Linked DNA regions of Homo sapiens: region 2 is linked to region 1. A link is a contact called in ENCODE Hi-C or POLR2A ChIA-PET data. All regions are on one chromosome and are shown on one strand. The core of a region is the stretch at or near the end of the contact, and the rest is flanking DNA. Distances in the headings are between cores, read along the strand shown.

What was found. A loop is a pair of places that touch in the nucleus more often than their neighbours do. ChIA-PET counts read pairs that join two places held with the same protein, here RNA polymerase II (POLR2A). Pooled maps may share reads with other maps.
Region 2: a map of naive thymus-derived CD4-positive, alpha-beta T cell shows a loop between it and region 1 (10-fold over the local background). The contact joins the promoter of SLC35E4 here to the promoter of SELENOM in region 1. A Hi-C loop is called at or near these places in 1 of 168 maps with a recorded cell type or tissue (naive thymus-derived CD4-positive, alpha-beta T cell) and 14 of 50 pooled maps. POLR2A ChIA-PET finds 5 or more read pairs at or near these places in 3 of 52 experiments (AG04450, CD4-positive, alpha-beta memory T cell and WTC11).

The regions. Positions count from the first base shown.
Region 1 is chr22:31,106,305-31,109,155 of GRCh38, forward strand. SELENOM (selenoprotein M) reads right to left here and starts at 1,264. Exons shown (of 5, transcript NM_080430.4): 1 at 1,073-1,264. The coding sequence starts at 1,201. LOC105372995 (a long non-coding RNA gene) reads right to left here. Exons shown (of 3, transcript XR_938163.3): 2 at 1,767-1,799; 3 at 1,332-1,582. It overlaps LOC124905100 (a long non-coding RNA gene), which reads left to right and starts at 1,578. Exons shown (of 2, transcript XR_007068063.1): 1 at 1,578-1,804. RefSeq lists an enhancer at 1-720.
Region 2 is chr22:30,634,410-30,637,259 of GRCh38, forward strand. It overlaps SLC35E4 (solute carrier family 35 member E4), which reads left to right and starts at 1,372. Exons shown (of 2, transcript NM_001001479.4): 1 at 1,372-2,660. The coding sequence starts at 2,042. RefSeq lists an enhancer at 94-798 and a silencer at 1,130-1,579.

The DNA of each region.
Region 1 (2,851 bases), core at 14-2,513:
CCTGGGCTTGGCCTTTGATCCCTGAAATCTCACAGTGGAGGCAGAGCAGAAGGAAACACCTCAGAATGGCCCTGGGGGCCCCCATTGGAGACACCTACCATCTGGTCCCTACTCTACACAGGCAGACCTCACCCTGCCTGCCACCTGCGGCCCAGCCCCACAGACCATGTGGTTGCTTCCCTGACATGGGAGGATGGGAGGGCTCCTCCCTGCCTTCCCTGAGGAGATGCCACCATCCAGCAGGAGTCTAGACCCCAGGACCACCCACTCCAGCCCTCCTCCATCCTACCCTCAGCCCTTTTCTTAGAGACAGGGTCTCACTATGTCCCCCAAGCTGGTCTTGAACTCCTGGGCTCAAGCAATCCTCCTGCCTTGGCCTCCCAAAGTGCTGGGATTACAGGCGTGCACCACCGGCACCCAACCATTCTACACCCTTTTGTCAGACAGAGCTGACAAAAAGCTCAGAGGCGGGCTGTGATGGTCAAAGTCACATAGCAAGACAGGGACTCCGAACGGGAATTTCCTGGTTGGGGGAGGATGGGAGGCTGCTGCAGAGTAAATGTTGGCAACCAAGTTCCCAACTCGGTTGCCCCTCCGAGTTGGCCCCCTTCCCCGGATCCTGCATATGGGAGGAGGCACCCAGAAAGTCTTCTTTCCCCCCAGGAGAAGGAAAAGAGACTTTCTGGAGCCTCCAGCCCTGGAACCGGGTCGGGGGGGAATTCCAGGAAAACATGAAGTGATGGGGGATGGGAAGTTGGGACAGGATTGGGAGTCATAGGCCACGAGAAGAGTTAGGAGACTGCGTCAGTGTGTCTGGGTGTCCGCTGTCGGACCGGGTAGGGGGAGCTGGGGAAGGGTTCGGAGTTCCAGGCCCCAAAGTCGGTGTCTCAGGCTTCCACGGTGGATGCTGGGGCCATCTGGGGCTAGGGAACAGGAGGGATGGTCCCGGCGCCAGGGGGAAAGCAGGGAGACTCGCGGTTCGAGGTGGTCTTGGGGCCGGGACGGACGGTGCTCCCATGGGGCCGCAGGGTTGGGGAACGATAGTGCCGGGGCTGGAGGCCGGCGTACTCACCTCTACCCGGGCGCGGGTTAGGCCGCTCAGACGGTTCCAGTCCGGCCGGTAGGCAGTGGCGGCTGTGGCTGGGGCCACAAGCGCCGCGAGAAGCAGCAGCAGCGCCAGCGGAGGCAACAGGAGGCTCATCGGGACCCGGCCGCAGATGATGCGCAAGCTGGAGGCGAACCTCCGAGTCGCTGCGCCACGTCTGGGCCCCCAGGCTGGCCCCGCCCCCGCCCCCGCCCCCACTCCCGCTAGAGGCCCAGTCCCGCTGGAGACCACGCCCCCAGCGCTCGGTCTCCGCCCCAGGACTCCCCGCCGTTACCTCCCGCTAGCTCAGGGCGAGGTCCTGGCTCCTCCCTGGCGTTTGGGCCGTCACTTTCCCAGGTCCGAGAGTGTCGACGCTCCTTTTGTCGACCGAGGATGTGGACGCTCCCCCAGGATGCGGCCAGGCAGCGCCACCTCACGCCGGCAGAGGGTGCCGGCGAGACGCTGAGGGACACTGGAGTTTCTGAGCCGAACCTGCGACTTTAAGATAGGGAAACTGGTAGGACATCCAAGAAAAAAAAAGGAAAGAAAGAAAGAAGAATAAATAAGGGAAACTGGCTTTCTGAGGACTCCTCGCTTTGGAGCGTGGGAGATGAGGAGTGAGGTTCGGTGGAGGGGGTGCGGCTTCTGGGAGCCACTGAGACCTACCAGCGTGTCTTCTTACCATCCACAGCTACTGCTGAGCAGACTTTCTGACCTGGGGTGAGGAAAGGAATTTGCTATTCAAAGGTGGGAAAATGCAAGGAGGGTTACAGCTGATAGGCCACAACAGGGTCTTAAATCAGCTGGGTTAAATTTATGGAGTCAGGATTTACTTTTTTTTTTAATGTGGCTATCCAATTCAATTAAAAATCTTGTCTTTTTCATTGCTACTCTGCCGCGTTACCTCTGTTATATATAAATAGGCAACCACGGCCGGGCGTGGTGGCTCACACCTGTAATCCCAGCACTTTGGGAGGCCGAGGTGGGTAGATCACTTGAGGTCAGAAGTTCGAGGCCAGCCTGGCCAACATGGTGAAACCCCATCGCTACTAAAAATACAAAAATTAGCTGGGCGTGGTGTGGGCGCCTGTAATCCTAGCTACTTGGGAGGCTGAGGCAGGAGAATCACTTCAACCTGGGAGGCAGAGTTTGCAATGAGCCGACATCCTACCACTGCACTCCAGCCTGGGCGACAGAGACTGTCTCAAAAATAAATAAATAAATAAATAGGTAACCATATAAATATATGGGAGTCTACTTCTGAATATCATACCCTATTCTAGTCCTTCAGTGGGTTTGTCTAACTACGCTGTCTTATTAACTATAGCTTTATAGTCAGACTTGACATCTGGTTGTGTGTTGGTCCTCTAGCTTTGTTCTTTCTTTCTTTCTTTTTTTTTTTGAGACGGAGTCTCGCTCTGTTGCCCAGGCTGGAGTTCAGTGGCCTGATCTCGGCTCACTGCAACCTCCGCCTCCCGGGTTCAAGCAATTCTCCTGCCTCAGCCTCCCGAGTAGCTGGGACTACAGGCACGCGCCACCACGCCCAGCTAATTTTTTTGTATTTTTAGTAGAGATGGGGTTTCACTGTGTTAGCCAGGATGTTCTTGATCTCCTGATCTCATGATCCGCCCGTCTCAGCCTCCCAAAGTGCTGGGATAACAGGTGTGAGCCACTGCGCCTGGCCCATTTTTTTTTGTTTTTTTGTTTGTTTGTTTTTTTGAGACAGAGTCTTGCTCTGTCAGCCAGGCTGGAGTGCAGTGGCACGAT
Region 2 (2,850 bases), core at 122-2,621, 470 kb before region 1:
ATCTGCAGGCTCCAGCGGGCGTCGGACTTACAGAGGCAAATGTGACCATGTAAATTCCCAGGCCCACCCGTGACAGAGAGCCTCTGATTCAGCAGGCCTCCTTTGAGGCTGGGGATTTTAAACCCGCGTCCTGTGATTGGGATGGGGATTGAGGGCTATATTCAGCGCCTGGCCACCAGAGGGCGCAGCGGGCTGGGTTCAGCGGTACCCCTTTGAGATCTTGTGTCTCAAGACAGGTTGCTGTCATCAAGGATTTGCTGGTTAGACAACAGGCAAGGGGTGAGCTGGGTCCTCTTGGGCAGGAGCCTAGTAGGAAGACCGACAACAGGAAAGAGGCTCACATCTGATACTGGGCACATGGCTGGGCCTTGGTCCTCGTGCTCCCGGACTTCAGAGCTCAGAGGGGCCAGGGCCTGGCCTAGCCTGGAATCTGGATGGACCTCTTCTGCCCTGGGGCGCGCCGTTTACCCAATCCTGACCTCAGAGAGCGTCTGTCGTTCTGGTGGGAAAACCGAGACCCAGACAGGAACAAGGGCTCAGTGGCAACCGCTCTGCCTCCCAGCCCAGGGCTCTGTCTTGCCGGGGCTGGGGCACAGGGTGGACCCCAGGAAGTTCTGCTATGAGTCAGCTTCGAGTGCTCAGGGGACCGGACAGAGGCTGCTGGCCGGGGAAGGATGCCGGCCGGCGGTACCTACTTCCGCAGCTGTGGGTATCCCTGCCTGGTGATTCAGCTTCCCTCTGAGGGTCCCCAGGGGGCGCCGCCCTGGACTGGGAGGCTGGGGAGGATGCTGGGGCTACGGAGGGGCGATGGAGGTGCCTTAAGGGACCCCGTAATCCAGCTCTGCTGGATGCTGAGGTCCCACGAGATAATTGTGGCCAGAGATCAGGTGGGCGTAAGACTGGTCCTAGGATGGGGGCTGTGGGCCCCTCCTCACTACCCTGCTTCTTGAAGATAGCCTGGGCGGCTGTGCGGGATACCCCAGTGTCTCCAGCAATGCGCGTTCATCTCCATGGAGGGCTCGCCTTGGCGCTGGGTGGGGAGCGACTTGGTCCCCCCTGGCGGCGAAGAGAGGCTGACCACGCCAGCTCGTGGGGGGGTCTACTGGGCAGATGCGCAGGCCCCGGGCGGAGGAGGGCTGATGGGGGAAATGCCAGGCCGATGGGGGAGGGGCTGTGAGCGGGAGGCGTTGGGGCGGGGCAAGACCGCCCTCCCGGTCCGGGGGCGGGGCTTGGCCTGGGGCGGGGCTTGGCTGGGGTGCTCAGCCCAATTTTCCGTGTAGGGAGCGGGCGGCGGCGGGGGAGGCAGAGGCGGAGGCGGAGTCAAGAGCGCACCGCCGCGCCCGCCGTGCCGGGCCTGAGCTGGAGCCGGGCGTGAGTCGCAGCAGGAGCCGCAGCCGGAGTCACAGCCGCAGCCAGAGCCGCAGCCAAAGCCTCAGAGAGCAGGAGTTGGAGCGCAGGCCCTGCTGGATCCGCGCCTAGCTCGCCGCCAGGCACCGGCCGGAGGACGGGCCGTGGTGTCAGCTCACTGCCCGGGCGCTGTGGGAGGCAGCGAGCCCGCGACCCCCCGGGCCGGGCACCGCCAGGCGCGGAGCCCAGATCGCCCCCCTGCCAGGCCTGGTCACGGCCAGAGCACGCAGGAGTTCCCAGGGTCTGGATCTGCGCGCACCCTAATGACCTGGGGACTGAAGAGAAAAAAGGAACGAGGATTTCATCTAAAAGCATAACGTGGGCACTAGGCGAGGAGGAAAGTGGAGACCACCTGGCACGGGGCAGAGGTGCCTGGAGCCCACGCTTGAGCATCGGAGACCCTGGCATCCTAGCAGCCGCGACCTTGGCTCTGCCCTGTCTGAGCTGGAAACACAGCTTAGCTTCTAGACATCGCTGGCACAGGCCTGGCACAAGTAAGCAGTGTCCTCACCTGTCTGAAACGGGACACGGGGTCGGAGGAACCAGGATCTAGCCTGGCCCCAAGCGGAACTCTCTGGTGGCCCAGAGGTCGTCACTGGGGAGCCCGCCTCCTGCCCTAGCCTCACTGGTGCGGATGTGCCGCTGCCCGCCGGAGCACCATGATGGCAGGATGACCTCAGCCGAAGTAGGAGCAGCAGCTGGTGGTGCTCAGGCGGCTGGGCCCCCCGAGTGGCCCCCTGGCAGCCCTCAGGCCCTCCGGCAGCCTGGCCGGGCCCGAGTGGCCATGGCAGCACTGGTGTGGCTGCTGGCGGGAGCCAGCATGTCAAGCCTCAACAAGTGGATCTTCACAGTGCACGGCTTTGGGCGGCCCCTGCTGCTGTCGGCCCTGCACATGCTGGTGGCAGCCCTGGCATGCCACCGGGGGGCACGGCGCCCCATGCCAGGCGGCACTCGCTGCCGAGTCCTACTGCTCAGTCTCACCTTTGGCACGTCCATGGCCTGCGGCAACGTGGGCCTAAGGGCTGTGCCCCTGGACCTGGCACAACTGGTTACTACCACCACACCTCTGTTCACCCTGGCCCTGTCGGCGCTGCTGCTGGGCCGCCGCCACCACCCACTTCAGTTGGCCGCCATGGGTCCGCTCTGCCTGGGGGCCGCCTGCAGCCTGGCTGGAGAGTTCCGGACACCCCCTACCGGCTGTGGCTTCCTGCTCGCAGCCACCTGCCTCCGCGGACTCAAGTCGGTTCAGCAAAGTAAGTGCCTGGGTGGCCAATTGAGAAGGTGGGGGTCCGGGTGGGTGCATGGCCTGGATGGCCCTGTGAGGGGTATGGCTGTTGTCCCATTTTACAAATGAGGAAACTGAGGTTCATGGCTGTGGAGGAAGCAGAACTGAGGCTCAGAGAGGGCCAACAGTTCAGTGAGTTCCAGGCCCCAGACTCAGGC